Regions from separate parts of the Homo sapiens genome. Here all the other regions are linked to region 1. The links are chromatin contacts, found by Hi-C or POLR2A ChIA-PET in ENCODE. All regions are on one chromosome and are shown on one strand. Each heading gives the region's core, a stretch centred on a gene start or an enhancer-like site at or near the end of the contact. The rest is flanking DNA. Distances are from core to core; before and after follow the strand shown. Region 1 holds the start of FREM1 (FRAS1 related extracellular matrix 1). Region 2 holds the start of CCDC171 (coiled-coil domain containing 171). Region 3 holds the start of SNAPC3 (small nuclear RNA activating complex polypeptide 3).

The links. Hi-C counts contacts between places; a loop is a spot of excess contacts on that map. ChIA-PET counts read pairs that join two places held with the same protein, here RNA polymerase II (POLR2A). Pooled maps may share reads with other maps.
Region 2: a loop to region 1 is called in a map with no recorded cell type, with 4 times the contacts of the local background. The contact joins the promoter of CCDC171 here to the promoter of FREM1 in region 1. A Hi-C loop is called at or near these places in 1 of 37 single-sample maps with no recorded cell type.
Region 3: a map with no recorded cell type shows a loop between it and region 1 (2.8-fold over the local background). The contact joins the promoter of SNAPC3 here to the promoter of FREM1 in region 1. A Hi-C loop is called at or near these places in 2 of 37 single-sample maps with no recorded cell type and 1 of 50 pooled maps. POLR2A ChIA-PET finds 5 or more read pairs at or near these places in 1 of 52 experiments (activated T-cell).

Annotation. Positions count from the first base shown.
Region 1 is chr9:14,908,083-14,912,621 of GRCh38, forward strand. It overlaps FREM1 (FRAS1 related extracellular matrix 1), which reads right to left and starts at 2,346. Exons shown (of 37, transcript NM_001379081.2): 1 at 1,832-2,346. RefSeq lists an enhancer at 610-1,111.
Region 2 is chr9:15,550,958-15,555,496 of GRCh38, forward strand. It overlaps CCDC171 (coiled-coil domain containing 171), which reads left to right and starts at 2,086. Exons shown (of 26, transcript NM_173550.4): 1 at 2,086-2,345. RefSeq lists enhancers at 1,683-2,328, 2,224-2,393 and silencers at 1,784-1,843, 1,854-1,943.
Region 3 is chr9:15,420,117-15,424,655 of GRCh38, forward strand. SNAPC3 (small nuclear RNA activating complex polypeptide 3) reads left to right here and starts at 2,760. Exons shown (of 9, transcript NM_001039697.2): 1 at 2,760-3,077; 2 at 3,793-3,870. The coding sequence starts at 2,764. RefSeq lists a silencer at 2,487-2,776 and an enhancer at 3,117-3,236.

The DNA of each region.
Region 1 (4,539 bases), core at 1,096-3,595:
CAAGGGGCTCTGATGGCCATGTCCAGTTTTCTTTTTAATATAAATATTAAACGCCAGAAAATGCAAGGATGGGGATGGAAGCTGAGCTCTGACTTTCACATATTGTGAAATGAGAATTTTAACACCATGGAAGAATCATTTTCTGTTTCTTCTCATCCCTGTGGGATGGTCCAATCCAAAAATCATTTTCTAGGAATGAGGCTCCTGAACCATTCCATGAAATCAAGCTCAGTTTACCCAAACTCAGCCTCGCCCAACCCCTACAGCCCAGCAGCCCCAGGAGGCTGGGAAAGAATTAAGAACAGTCCTGGGTTTAAAGTTTCCAAAACAAACATTGCTTAGCCATGCGGGGGCAGATCAGGCCATATAGCCCAACATGTGAAAGCAGGGAACATGGTAGTCAGGTCCCTTTGCCCAACTCCTTTTTTCCCTCGTGGGAATGAAAAGGCAGAGATGAAAAGGGAAGCAAGAAAAAAAAAAGATGAGGTTGGTGGAAAACTGATTAAAAAGCCCTGGTTTGCCAGCCAAGCATGCAAAACCATGTTGCACATTAAGTTATGCTCAACAACAGCTCAAACTCAGGTTTCTTATTTAGATATAAGGTTTAATATTAACCAAGTACATGACAAGAATTTCATGTCAAGGACAATGTAGAGCAATGTTTACCCAAGTGTGACCCACCTGCTTCAGAATCACCTGGGAAGATTCCTGGCACCACTCCAGGTCTAAAATCCTTTGGGCCTGGGAACTGAGAACCTGCCTTTCACCAAGCAAATGGGGGTTCTTACACACAGTCAGTTTTGAGAATGCCTGATGGAGAGAAACAGCAAAGTTTCCTAGAGCTGCACTGAAGGCACCTTTATCAAATGTAAGCAGGGGGCTGAGGCACAGCTCTTCAAGCTTTACCTAGAGTCAGGAACAGCGGGTGTCAGTTTTCCAGAGCAGAAACCTGAAGAGCATTCGAATCACTAGCTCTGTTCTGTGAAGCAGCACCACAGAGGTTAATCTCTCCAGTAAGATTCCCAGGCTATAAACACCAATTGGCTCCCAGAAATGCTCTTTTTAAGCTTTGTAATGCACACCAAGCAACAAGACTGGGTGCAATAGTTTAAAAAAAAATCAGAAACTAAAATTAAATACCTTAAAAACAATAAACAATTTCCATAAGCCAAAAATTGTTTCCTGGATTTCAAAATAAAATGAAAAGAAACTCTTTACAACAGCACCAAAGTCTCTGGACCAAATCTCAGTACTGAGCAGAGAGAGCCTAAAAATCAGTCCAAAAACTTCAGAACAAGGCCATTTCTTTGCCTCCCCAGCACTATCTCTCTTCCCCACAATGAAACAGAAATCATGTTTTTGAAAATATGTCTCCAAATATAACTAAACTTAAGCAAAGGTATCCAGACATTATCTCATCCAAATTTCTCTATGTTTGTACCATGAGGATATTATCTGTTCTGTTCATTTTTGTGTCTTTTCCCTTTGCCATTTCATTTAGCTGAGAAGAAACATTCTAATTTCAGAGGAAACAATTACACAGTTAAAAAATGGTTATTTCATTGGCAAGTGCCAGCACGGATGGACTGAGAAGAGTTAGAAATTTGTGTCACGTAATAAAAAGAATCTCAGTTTTGGCATTTGGTTTGTTAACACTGCAAGTTGCCATCTTCTGAGTTAACAGGAGAGTTAAACTTTTGCAAGCCTACTCTTGCAGATGCTTTGCATTGTTACTTGGCATTAATGATATCACACAAACAATCTCTGGGGCATTCTGCTAACAGAACATTCACAGTCACAATGAAAAGAAACACATAAAACAGATACTTACAGGTAGTGGTTTTCCTTTCCAAGACAAAAAGTTAGAAACCCTTGGAACTGGCGGGCAGGATAAGAGTCACTGACACAGCAATCTGGTTTAAAGGGCTTTGAGAGGAAGGGGGAGGAAAAAGAACCCCGGGAAGGAAGAGAGCTGAAATTCCAGTCTTTCAGGTCAGCTGTGTTTGAGATTTCTTTTTACTAAAAATCCATTAACCCACCTCACAGAAAATACAGAATTGAAGTTCACATACACACTCCACTTTCTTTGCTGGTCTTCTCCAAGGCAGCTGCTGCAGCTTTGCAAACTTCCTGAGCGCCAAGCCTCAGGACTCCCTGTGAGAAGGGCATGATAAAGATGCCTTCTACTGTTTACACAGAGCCCGACCTCCCTGGCGGACAGCCACCGCTAGCCCCGTGCCTTCTGCTGGTTGGGTCCGCAGGGACAAAACTGAGCTTTTGTTAATGAGGTCGGTTGCCTCTTCCCAGTCTCTTCCCAGCTTCCTTTCTCACTACTAGTTTTGTACTAACTGCTCCGCCACTCGCCGAGCCAGAGCAGCCTCTCCCGCCTGCAGCACACAGGCACACACACACTCAGACACAGGCACACACACATTCACAAATGGGCACACAGTCACATACAGACACACCCACTCACAGAGGTACACACACAGGCACACATACAAACACGATAGACACACAATCACCACACACAGACACATACACAGGCAAATGCCTTCACATGCATGCACACATAGTGACCCACCCCACACATGTGCATGCATTCTCACGCATGCTCCACACACACACGGGGGCACACACATACGCACAGGCCGCACATGCCCACACCCACACATGTACATACTCACACAGACTCTTCCAACACACTTTTTTTCTGCCCTTCTTTTCTTCCAACACATTCCCATCTTCAAAGGTTTTTATTTAAATTTAGATGAGAAGCCCAGCATTCAGAAGGGACAGGGCCCGTTTTAACTTTTGTCATGGCATTTAAGGGAAAAGATAGGATGGAACTAGATCCTAAGGTGCTGTTTTTAAGTACCACCTTAGTTCTTCCATTTGTAAGGCTTTTTGTGTGTCTGGCTCTTTTCGAAAACCCATAAAAATCCCATTAATCTGATCCATTTGCATATAGTGCGTGATCCCAATAATGCAGATATATCACTGGCCAAGAACTGTCCTCTCAACAGAGATTCACATAGTTAACTTGTCAGTATTCAGTGGTCTGTGAAAGTCTTAATCCTTAACAACTGTTTAATAAAATGCTTTCCTGTATTTTATTCCCACCAGGAAAAAAAAAGATAATGGCCTACCATCTGGCCTTCTAAATTAACCATAAAGAGAGAATTTGAAGTATTAACTCACTTTGGGGGAACTGTTTATATTAAGACATGTCTGGCTATCCTAAACCTTTGCCAAAAATATAGAACACTGTGAATCCAATTCAACCTAGATGTGGTTTCCCGTAACAAGGTCACAACACCATATGCCTTTCTTTGGAAGCCATAAGGAAAAGAGAGAGGAAAATGAAAAAGGAGAAGAAAATTACATGAGGAAGGAAGAAAGAAAAGAGAAAAATGTAAAGAAGAAAAGAATGCATAAGAAGGGAGAAAAAAATTATGTATTTTAAAAACATGCTTTGTGGTTACTTTAGCAATGAATGGTGCATATACACTTACTCAAAGTCATCGGAGATTTCAAATCTTCAAGAATTTCTTGATTCATTTTATTTGCTCTGAGAATAAGTAGGTGAAAGTTAAGAATCACTAAGCTCTTTATAAGTGAACAGATATTATTTACTAAACACAGTTATTATTAAATAAATATAGTGACAATGTGTGAGTCATATATTAATCCTGAAAAGGCAAGAAATAAAGCCTTAATAATGACAGTTAAGAAACACAGCATAATAGACAATTTTATTCCCCAACTGATTTTCAAAATTGCCCAGGTTGTGAATATCTTACCTGCAAAGAAATGAAGATGGTTTTAGAAGCTGTTAGTTGAGACTCGGATTCCATTTGACAAAGGAATTGTATACTATGTACAAACGGTTGCATCAACATGCTTATTCTAACATCTAAATAAGGTTTATAGATTAGTCTAGAAACTAATAAGGTTTATAGATTAGTTTATAGATAGATTATAAAGTTTATAGATAGATTAAGAGCTAAATAAGGTTTACAGATTAGTCTAGAAACAGAGATAAATGTCTTTATATCACTTCTATGGGAAAAATAACTTAAGCATGCTAAGCAAAAAATAACAAACTTAGATTGTAAAGTATTTCAAAAAGTCCGCAGGAGATATAATCTTTCCAAAGTTAATTATATACATGAAGCTTGGCCTAACTGTGCTGAACATATTCTGAAATAGGCAGTTAAGAGTTAGATCAGTCAAAATGTCCTGAAATCTGAAGTACCTGTTTATACAAATGTCATTCCTTCTATCTGCCACAAATGAATAAGGGCCTGGAAATAATACAATTATCAACTTCAATCAATAAAATACTGTTTGAACAGATTGAAATGCCAAGCTAGGGAATTTAAAAAGAACTAGTCAAAGAAACAACAAAGAATTCTTCCCCTAAAAGCATGTGCTGCTGAACTTAGTGCTGGCACAAAATTCATTTTTAAAGAAATCATTTTACTTCTAGCCCTAGTTGGAGTGATAATGAAAAATATCAAATGTGTGTTGGAGATT
Region 2 (4,539 bases), core at 836-3,335, 640 kb after region 1:
ACTAAGCTCAAAGTTCTTTTCTATGAATCATTTCTGGGAGCTCAGGGTTGATATCAATATTCCCCTGTATTTCTATCATCTAGCTCCATGTTGGGTACATAGTCTGTATTCTGTAAATGCTGAATGAACAAATAAATGAAAACGGGTCTTCACATCACATCCATTTTTCATTTCAAAAACATACAATATAGTACATAGCATTTATTCTTGCGATACAATATTCACTTTTGTGACTTTGTTAAAACACAAATAATTTTTTTTTTTTTTTTTTTGAGACGGAGTCGCGCTCTGTCGCCCAGGCTGGAGTGCAGTGACGCAATCTCGGCTCACTGCAAGCTCCACCACCCGGGTTCACGCCATTCTCCTGCCTCAGCCTCCCGAGTAGCTGGGACTACAGGCGCCCGCCACCACGCCCAGCTAATTTTTTTTGTATTTTTAGTAGAGACAGGGTTTCACCGTGTCAGCCAGGATGGTCTCGGTCCCCTGACCTCATGATCCGCCCACCTCGGCCTCCCAAAGTGCTGGGATTACAGACGTGAGCCACCGCGCCCGGCCAACACAAATGAAATTTTAAGTAGTTCCAGCTACTCAGGAGGCTGAGGCAGGAGGATGGCTTGAGTCCTGAAGGTCTAGGCTGCAGCGAGGCGTGATTGTGCCGCTGTACTCTAGCCTGGGCAACAGAGAACAACCCTGTTTCAAAAAAAAAAAAAAAAAAAAGAAAAAGAAAAAAATAAAATTTAAAAATATTTTTTAAAGCTTGTAACATAAAAGTTCTAATCTCATTAGTCAGTTGTAATTTTCCATTTCATTTCTAAACTTTAGAGTGGGCTATTTTTTCCCTTTATTTCCTCTGGAGCAATTGTCCTCTTTATGGCTCTAGTAAAAAGAATCAGGGACAGGCCTCCGTTTTAGATGTAAATGACTAAAATCAAACCAATTAAGGTTTCAGTGCTACAAGAATCAAGGAGGTTTTAATCTCAATTTGTGTTTGCATTTATGACCGTTGGCTCTCCCATGGGAGAGAGAAAAGACGGCCCCTACACCTGGTTTCAGGTTGATTACAATCAACAAGGACCCAGTTTAGTATAGAAGGCTCGTTTTGCATTAAACACCTTTTTGTGCAGAGGAGGTGGTGGTGGTGAAGATAAAAATCTTTGACCAAATCCTGTCAATTTGCATTGTTCTCTGGAAGAATAGGCTTTCAAAAGTTAAGGAACAAAAGAGGAGTTGGTTTTCCAGTCTCCCTTAGGCGGCAGCAGATTGTGAAGCAGCCACCGGGAGGAACCAAAGTATAAATTATCAATAAGAGGACGGTGTGTGTGTGTGTGTGTGTGTGTGTGTGTGTGTGTGTGTGTGTGTCAGAGAAAAGTGAGAGAAGCGAGGAAAGAGATAGGGAACACACATGCTAAGGCTCCGAGGCGTTTTCCACGATGTGCCTGGTTACGTAATGTTGATAATGAAACGCACTGCAAGCAGCATCAATGCATTCTTCCGACCCTGCTCACCACTCCCAGCTGGGATACAATGGGGACGGGAAGAGGGGACAGGATGCCCTGTGCAGGCAGAGAGCTGTCCAGACAGAGGTAAACCAGGCAGTTGGGCAGAACCCGAGCCCAGAGAATTTCTCCCCAGGCCCCGGGACCAGCCCACCGTTGCTGTGGCTCTAAAGATGGGCAGAAGAACCAGTTTCAAAAAGCAGGATCTGGGATCCGACCTCTTAGGTTTTTATTCAGCAGGCAGGGAAAAGGGGTTAGAAGCTGGAAATCTGCATTTCCACTCGGCTCTGGCGACTGAGACAGGAACGCGGACACCTCACGCTGAAAAGCCACAGCAGCGCGTGGGCAGGGCGCACCCCCGCGCGGGGACGCGGAGCTCCTGGAGCGAGAGCGCGTGCGGTCGCGAGCCCGCCGCTCCCCAGCAACGGCGCATGCGCCCGTTCGTCCCTCAGCGAAGGCGCGCTGCTTGGCGGGCGGGCTCTTCCAATCCGAGCCAGCGTTCTCGGAGTACGTATCCAGGAGCTGCAAGCTGAGGGCTGCGGGAGGCGGGAGGAAAAAGTGGGGCCGGGCCTGAGTTGGGCTGACCTGTGAAAGTCTGGGAAGGTCTGCGAGAGAAGCGGAGTGTTTTCAGCTCCGGAAGTGGCAGTTGTAAACTTCACCTCCCGGGGGCTCTTCCCCTTCTGTACCCCTTTGCTGTTTGTCCCCCTCCTCCCGGGTCCTGGAGTCCGTCGTGTTCCAACAGTTTTTGCTCTTATTCCCGTGGGCTGCCTGGGCCTCCTTTCACCCGTGAGACTTGGAGCGGCCCCTGGGGTCTTGGGTGTGCAGCACGGATCACGCGAGACCCCTGAGGTAACCGCACGGTGTGGGGGCTTCGAGGCGGACGACTTGGGAGGGAGGTGTTGAGAGGGTTGTAGGGGCCCCTGAGTGAGTTTGGGGCGGCCCTGGGGCTGTTGGCGTAGGCTTTGGGGCACGCCTCCAGCTCCCTGGGCTGGGTCTCCCCGCCCACCTGGAGGAAGATCTCCGTGGAGCATCCTAGCCAGAGATCGCTGAGGCTGTACCAGAGCGCCGGATGGGGACCAGAGGGGAGGCAGAGGACCGGGATTTGGAGCTTCTTAGGGTTACTGCTGCGGAGCGCTTTCGTTCCCGAGAATCAGTAAGCCCCTCGAGGATAGGGACCACGTCTTTCAGCCCGCTCTCCCCTTTTTAAATGCCGGCCACACACTAGACACTCTACAGATGTTTGATAAACGGGAATGAGTTGTGCTAGACTGTCACCTGCAGCTTCTACCTACCCTCCAGGACTCTGAGAGACTTAGAATCTGAGTCAGCTGTGCGTTTTCCCGAAGCTGTAAATTTTCTGCAGAAATGGAGCCGACTTTTTGAATTTTTTTATTCCATTATGATATTGATCCTAAGAAAATACATATTTCATGTATACATTTTAGGTAAATGAGATAAATACGTCTTTATTTTGTTTATTAGAGTTGGTGTCCAGCTCTTTTGAATACATGACATACCGATGTTTTATGGTTTTCATAATATTGGAGAAAAGAACATACGATTTTGTCACTTTTTTTTTTTTTTGAGATGGAGTCTTGCTCTGTCACCCAGGCTGGAGTGCAGTGGCGCGATCTCGGCTCACTGCAAGCTCCGCCTCCCGGGTTCACGCCATTCTCCTGTCTCAGCCTCCCCAGCAGCCGGGACAACCGGCGCACGCCGCCACGCCCGGCTAATTTTTTTGTATTTTTAGTGGAGACGGGGTTTCACTGTGTTAGCCAGGATGGTCTCGATCTCCTGACATCGTGATCCGCCCGCCTCGGCCTCCCAAAGTGCTGGGATTACAGGCGTGAGCCACTGCGCCCGGCATGTCACTTATTTTATTTAACTGTTAGTTCCTACTCTCAACAAAACAGTGGTAGAGCAGAAGATGAACATGGTTTTTCATAAAATGCAGAGGAAACAAAGGCAGTGCAACCTGCTAAGAGGAAAGATGAAGGGCATAGTCTTAGTTTGTAGCTTTCTGTGTTAGTCTTGGGGCTCAGCCATTTATGAGCTGCGTCCCCACAGGCAAACCACCTAACCTTCCTAGGCGTTAGGTTCTTTATCTGTCAGATAAGGAGGAAGGACTTAGTCTCTAAAGTCTCATTTGATTCTAAAACGTTTTGGTTGTCTCAGTCCCTTGGTCTTGGTCTTGTTTTGATGTAAGAACCAAACTTCCCCTTTAAAGGTTGATTATGTACCTATGCTGAGAAACACTTCCAACACAGGTGTGGTTACTAATGAAGACAGCACTGCGTAGTGAAAGAGGATGGACTTAGCCAGATGTGGATTTGAATTCTCATTTTCCGGCTGAATATTTTTACACAAATTATTCAACATCTCCAAGCCTCAGTTTTCTTATCTGTGAAATGTGCATAATCTCATAGAGATGTTGGGATTAAATGAGATCAGGAATGCTGATCTCAGTATCTGGCATATAGTAAGTGGCTCAATAATAGGAATTTCTATTTTTTCATCCACCCATCCCTCGTTTTTCCTCTGATCTGTGCAGACACACTGAAAGATGAGTGCATTTGGGATGACCAACTGAAGGACTCAGATGTAAGGTAGAAAAATTTTTTACCAGTAGTGGCTCCGAAATCTAAAGTAGATTCGCCTTTCTGGCTGGCACCTCCTCTCAGGATGTCGGGATCACTGATCCCTTGGCCTCAATTACCCTTTTATCTATTTTTAAAAATGCTTCTCATTGATGAATGATACACATAATATCCCATCATCTATTTTAGTAGGAATGGTGAGATTAGTTCAACTCCACTATCAAAAAAAGATTAATCTATTAATACATTAACATAAAAAGCTAATTTGAACCTTGCCTTTCTTTATCTATTACTGCTACAGGATGGCCTGGTTTTGGTCCAGAACTGTGAAGGTGCTATCTGGATTGAGAATCGACTGAAGGTCTGAGTAATCTTTTGTTGAGAAGGCCATGGCTTGTCAGTTTCGATACGGGGAAAAATGATATTTTTAAGAAATCTCCAGCAAA
Region 3 (4,539 bases), core at 1,510-4,009, 510 kb after region 1:
ACAACAAAACAACCAGAAGGCCGGGCGCAGTGGCTCACGCCTGTAATCCCAGCACTTTGGGAGGCAGAGGTGGGCGGATCACCTGAGGTCAGGAGTTCTAGACCAGCCTGACCAATATGATGAAATCCCATCTCTACTAAAAATACAAAAAAATTAGTCAGGTGTGGTGGAATGCACCTGTAATCCCAGCTACTCAGGAGGGTGAGACAGGAGAATCGCTCCAACCCAGGAGGTAGAGGTTGCGGTGAGCCAAGATCGCACCATTGCACTCCAGCCTGGGCAATAAGAGGGAAACTCTGTCTCAAAACAAAAAAAAAAAAAAAAAAAAAGAAAGAAAAAAAAAACCAGAGCTCCTATGGAAACACAATAACTTTATTTAAAAATTGGTAAAGAACTTGAATATACATTTCCCCAAAGAAATATGCAAATGGTCAATAAGCACATGAAAACGTGTTCCATCAATATAATTAGGGAGATGCAAATAAAAAGTCATGAAACACCATTTCACACTCACTGACACGGTTATAATAAAAAGTTCAGATAAGTGTTGGCAAGGATGTGGAGAATCCTGCTGGGGAGGGGAGTAAAATGGGACAGCCACTTTAAAAAAATCTGGCAGTTCCTCAAATAGTTGAAAATAGAGTTCCATAAATACAGAAATCCCTTGGTATCTGCAGGGTGGACTGTTTCGAAGACCCCTGTGGACTCCAAAATTGACAGATGCTCTTCTTGCAGTCAGCCCTGTGGAATCCGCCCATAGGAAAATTCCTCTTATCCTCAGGTTCTGCAACCTGGGAATACTGTAATTTTTGATATGTGGTTGGTTGAATTGGAGGATGCAGAACCCACAGATAGGGAGGGCTGACTGTATACTACTGGGCACATGCCCAAGAGAAATGAAAACGTATTTGCACAAAAATGTGTACATGAATGTTCATAGCAACGCCAAAAGGTAAAAACTTTTTGATAAATAAAATGTGGCATATACATACAATGCAATATTATTCAGCCAAAAAAGGAATGAAGTACTGACACATACTACAAAATGGATGAACGTGTTACAGGTGGCAGGTATCCAAGTTACCAGGGCAAATCTGTATGGGTCTGCAGCAACTTCAGTTCTTGCCTCCTCAGAAGAAAGAATTTGACCGAGGGGCAATAAGGCACAAAAAGAGACTGAGGCAAGTTTCAGAGCAGGAGTGGAAGCTTATTTAAAAGGCCTTTAGGAAAGAAAGGAAAGCACGCTCGGAAGAGTCCCAAGCTGTCACTGAGGTCAACTGTGATATTGACCTCGATCCTAGGACTTTACAGGCTGGCTCCTTTCCCATGATTCTTCCCTTAGGGTGGGCTGCCTCCATGCGCAGTGCCCTCCTTACCCTTGGGAAGTGAGCACAGCGCAATATGTATGAAGTTGTATGCGTGCCCATCTGAGGCTTTCTTCCCTTTTCCGATAGAGTCCCCCTGAAAGGTCATACTCCCCGATTTTGTCTCTTAATGCATATGCCCAGGAAGTTGCTTCTCCCTGTCACCTGCATTCAACGAGCACTTTAGTGCAACAGGTGTGGGCCATCAGGAAATGGCCTCTCCCTGGCACCGGCTGCCAATTTATCACTTTTAGAGGCAATGTGATAAATGCCTAAGCATCACCCCACATTCCTAGTGGGTGAGGGAAGAGCCCTCTCCTGCCCTGCTCATGCCTAACTACCTGTAACAAACCTTGTAAACATTAAGCCAGCCACCAAAAGACCATATAATTCCGTTTATATTAAATGTCCAGATTAGTTAAATCTAGAGAGACAAAGTAGGTTCTTGGTTGGCTAGGGCTGGAGGAGTTGGGAGGATCAGGGGTGATAGCTAAAAAGTACAAGTTTCTTCTTTCGAGTGGTAAAAATGCTCTCAAATAGTGGTGATGGTTGCCCAAGCCTGTGAATATACCAAAAATCACTGAACACTTCAAATGGGTGAATTATATGGCATGTGATTACAGTCTAATAAATAAATAGTATGTCCTGCTGTATCCTTCAGGGCCTCTGAGAAATGGAGAGAGCTCCATCTGAAGCCAGACTGAGTTCCGATCCTGCTTCTATTTTCCCCGCAGGTAAATCCTTCCTCAACAGCAACACGGGGTGATACGCCCTATCCGGAAAGGTTGTTGTAATTTTTAAAAACATTAAAAACATACATTAGGGTTAATCATGTAGCGTGTGATACACAGACGCTCTGAAACACTACTGCACACGCACACCAACATGGGGCCTCTGCGGAGCTTGTGAAAGAACCAGATCTGGAGGGCTGGTCGTGTCCCTGGTCTCGGCCCTCGCCCTCCTTGTTTCTTAGGCTCTAAAGCAATCAGGCAGCAGAGCAGTCCTTGAACCCCAGTCAAGAAAAAGCCCTGCACCCCTTAGTCCGAAAGCCGCAAGGAACGGGGCCTAAGCGCCTGGCGAGGCCGCCCTACCGGGCAGAGACAGTTGCTACGTAACTCGGGGACCAGAAACCCAGCCCCACCCGCTGCGGTTAACCGACAGCCGCAACGGTTCCCGCACCGCCCGGGTCGGAGAACAATGCTGCGCCCTGCACGTAGAGCCTCGCGGTGCCGCGCCCTGGGGCGGGCCTGCCCATGGCCTGCCGGGAAATGTAGTTTCTGATGCCCTGCCCGCGCCGCCTCGCCGCTCGCCGGCCGGGCGCCCCAAGCAACTACAACTTCCATCACGCTCTGCGAGGCCTTGATCTGCAGGCTTTTGCAGGGGAAGGAGTGGGGCGAACATGGCTGAAGGAAGCCGAGGTGGCCCTACGTGTAGCGGGGTGGGTGGCAGGCAGGACCCAGTCTCCGGCAGTGGCGGCTGCAACTTTCCAGAGTATGAGCTTCCCGAGCTAAATACGCGCGCTTTCCATGTGGGCGCCTTTGGGGAGCTGTGGCGGGGCCGTCTGCGCGGGGCCGGGGACTTGTCGCTGAGGGAGCCGCCGGCATCCGCTCTGCCTGGGAGCCAGGCAGCTGACTCCGACCGGGAGGATGCCGCGGTGGCCAGGGATCTGGACTGCAGCCTGGAGGCGGCGGCTGAGCTGAGGGCGGTGTGCGGGTGAGTGCGGAGCAAAGGGGCTCTTGCAGCTTGGGGTCAAACAGGGTGCAGCCTTGCTCGTGCGCTCCTCTGGGACTCATCCCTGAGAAGGGCCTGTGGTTTAGACCTGGGCTAGGAGTATTACCCTTTAAAGCTTTCAACCCGCTGGAGCCTTCCTGGGACACCAGGAGAAGTCCTGGGACCCGAATGCACAGTTTCTACGAGTTGGAGCAAAGGGACAAGACAGCTGCATCAAAGACTAGTTTTTCCATTTGCTTATTCTAAGAGTGCTTGTTAATAAAGAAAAGCAATCAGGGCAACAGCGACGTGTACCTGCCATTGACAGACACTTTGACAATGGAGGAACCTGAGTAATGGTGAAGCTGCGGGAGACTTCATCAGAGGAGTGTTAAAACCCCGACTAACTGGTTTCTTTTGGGGACCTTCCGGGTATTCTGTTACTGAAATATTTCTTAAAAGTGCCTTATTTGGGGATGAAAATATAAAAATAACTTTAATCTCTTTCTCCATTTAACAGTACTGGCTGCCTTCATCGGCCTTTTCATTATAAAATATAATCACAGAAATCGTTGTCTTAAGTTCTGGCCTCTCTGAGCCGCCTGCTGGATTTTATCTGACTTCGTAATTCAGTAATGTATTTAGGAAAACAACCCTAACTCGCTGTGAACCAGATGCAGAGTCGACCTTAAAGTATTGCTTTTCCTTTTTGTTTTAGCCTTGATAAACTGAAATGCCTTGAGGACGGTGAGGATCCAGAAGTCATTCCGGAGAATACTGACCTGGTGACTTTGGGGTATGGAGGACTTGGTTTTTATGACCTATTTATTTAAACATTTTTTCAACATTATGTTTTGAAAAGTTGAAAGTGCAGTATTGATTGTTGTCTGTATACCCACCCCTTAAATTCAGCTGTTCTTAATATTTGACCATATTTACTTTAGCCGTGTGTATGGGATGCCTGCTGTGTGTTTTTTCATTTTGCTATCCCCCATTCAGTAAGTTAGACATGATAATTTACCCGTAAATACATAAGCATATAGCTTCTAAAAGTATCATTCTCCTACATAATTATTGTGGTATTATTATACCTAAGAAAACCGTAAATACATAATCTATAATATTCAGTCCATATTCAAACTTGTGTTTATTTTTTAATATTTTTGAATGTTTGTTTATAGAGGTAATCTACTTAGATCTGGGGGGCAACCTAAATACTCTGACAGTGTTTTTCAAACTATTTGTGGTAAAGGACAGTTCTTGTTTTTAAAAATTTTTAATCTTTGACAGATTTATGCTTTGATAAAATACTATAAAAAGAATTACTAGAAAAATGGAATTAAAAAAGACAAACACAATATAAGTTCAAATTTTTAATTAAATTCAATAGACAAAATTATTCAATGATAATGGAAGTTTCTAAATGCTTACTGTCATTTTCTGTACAGATTGGTTAACAAATAGG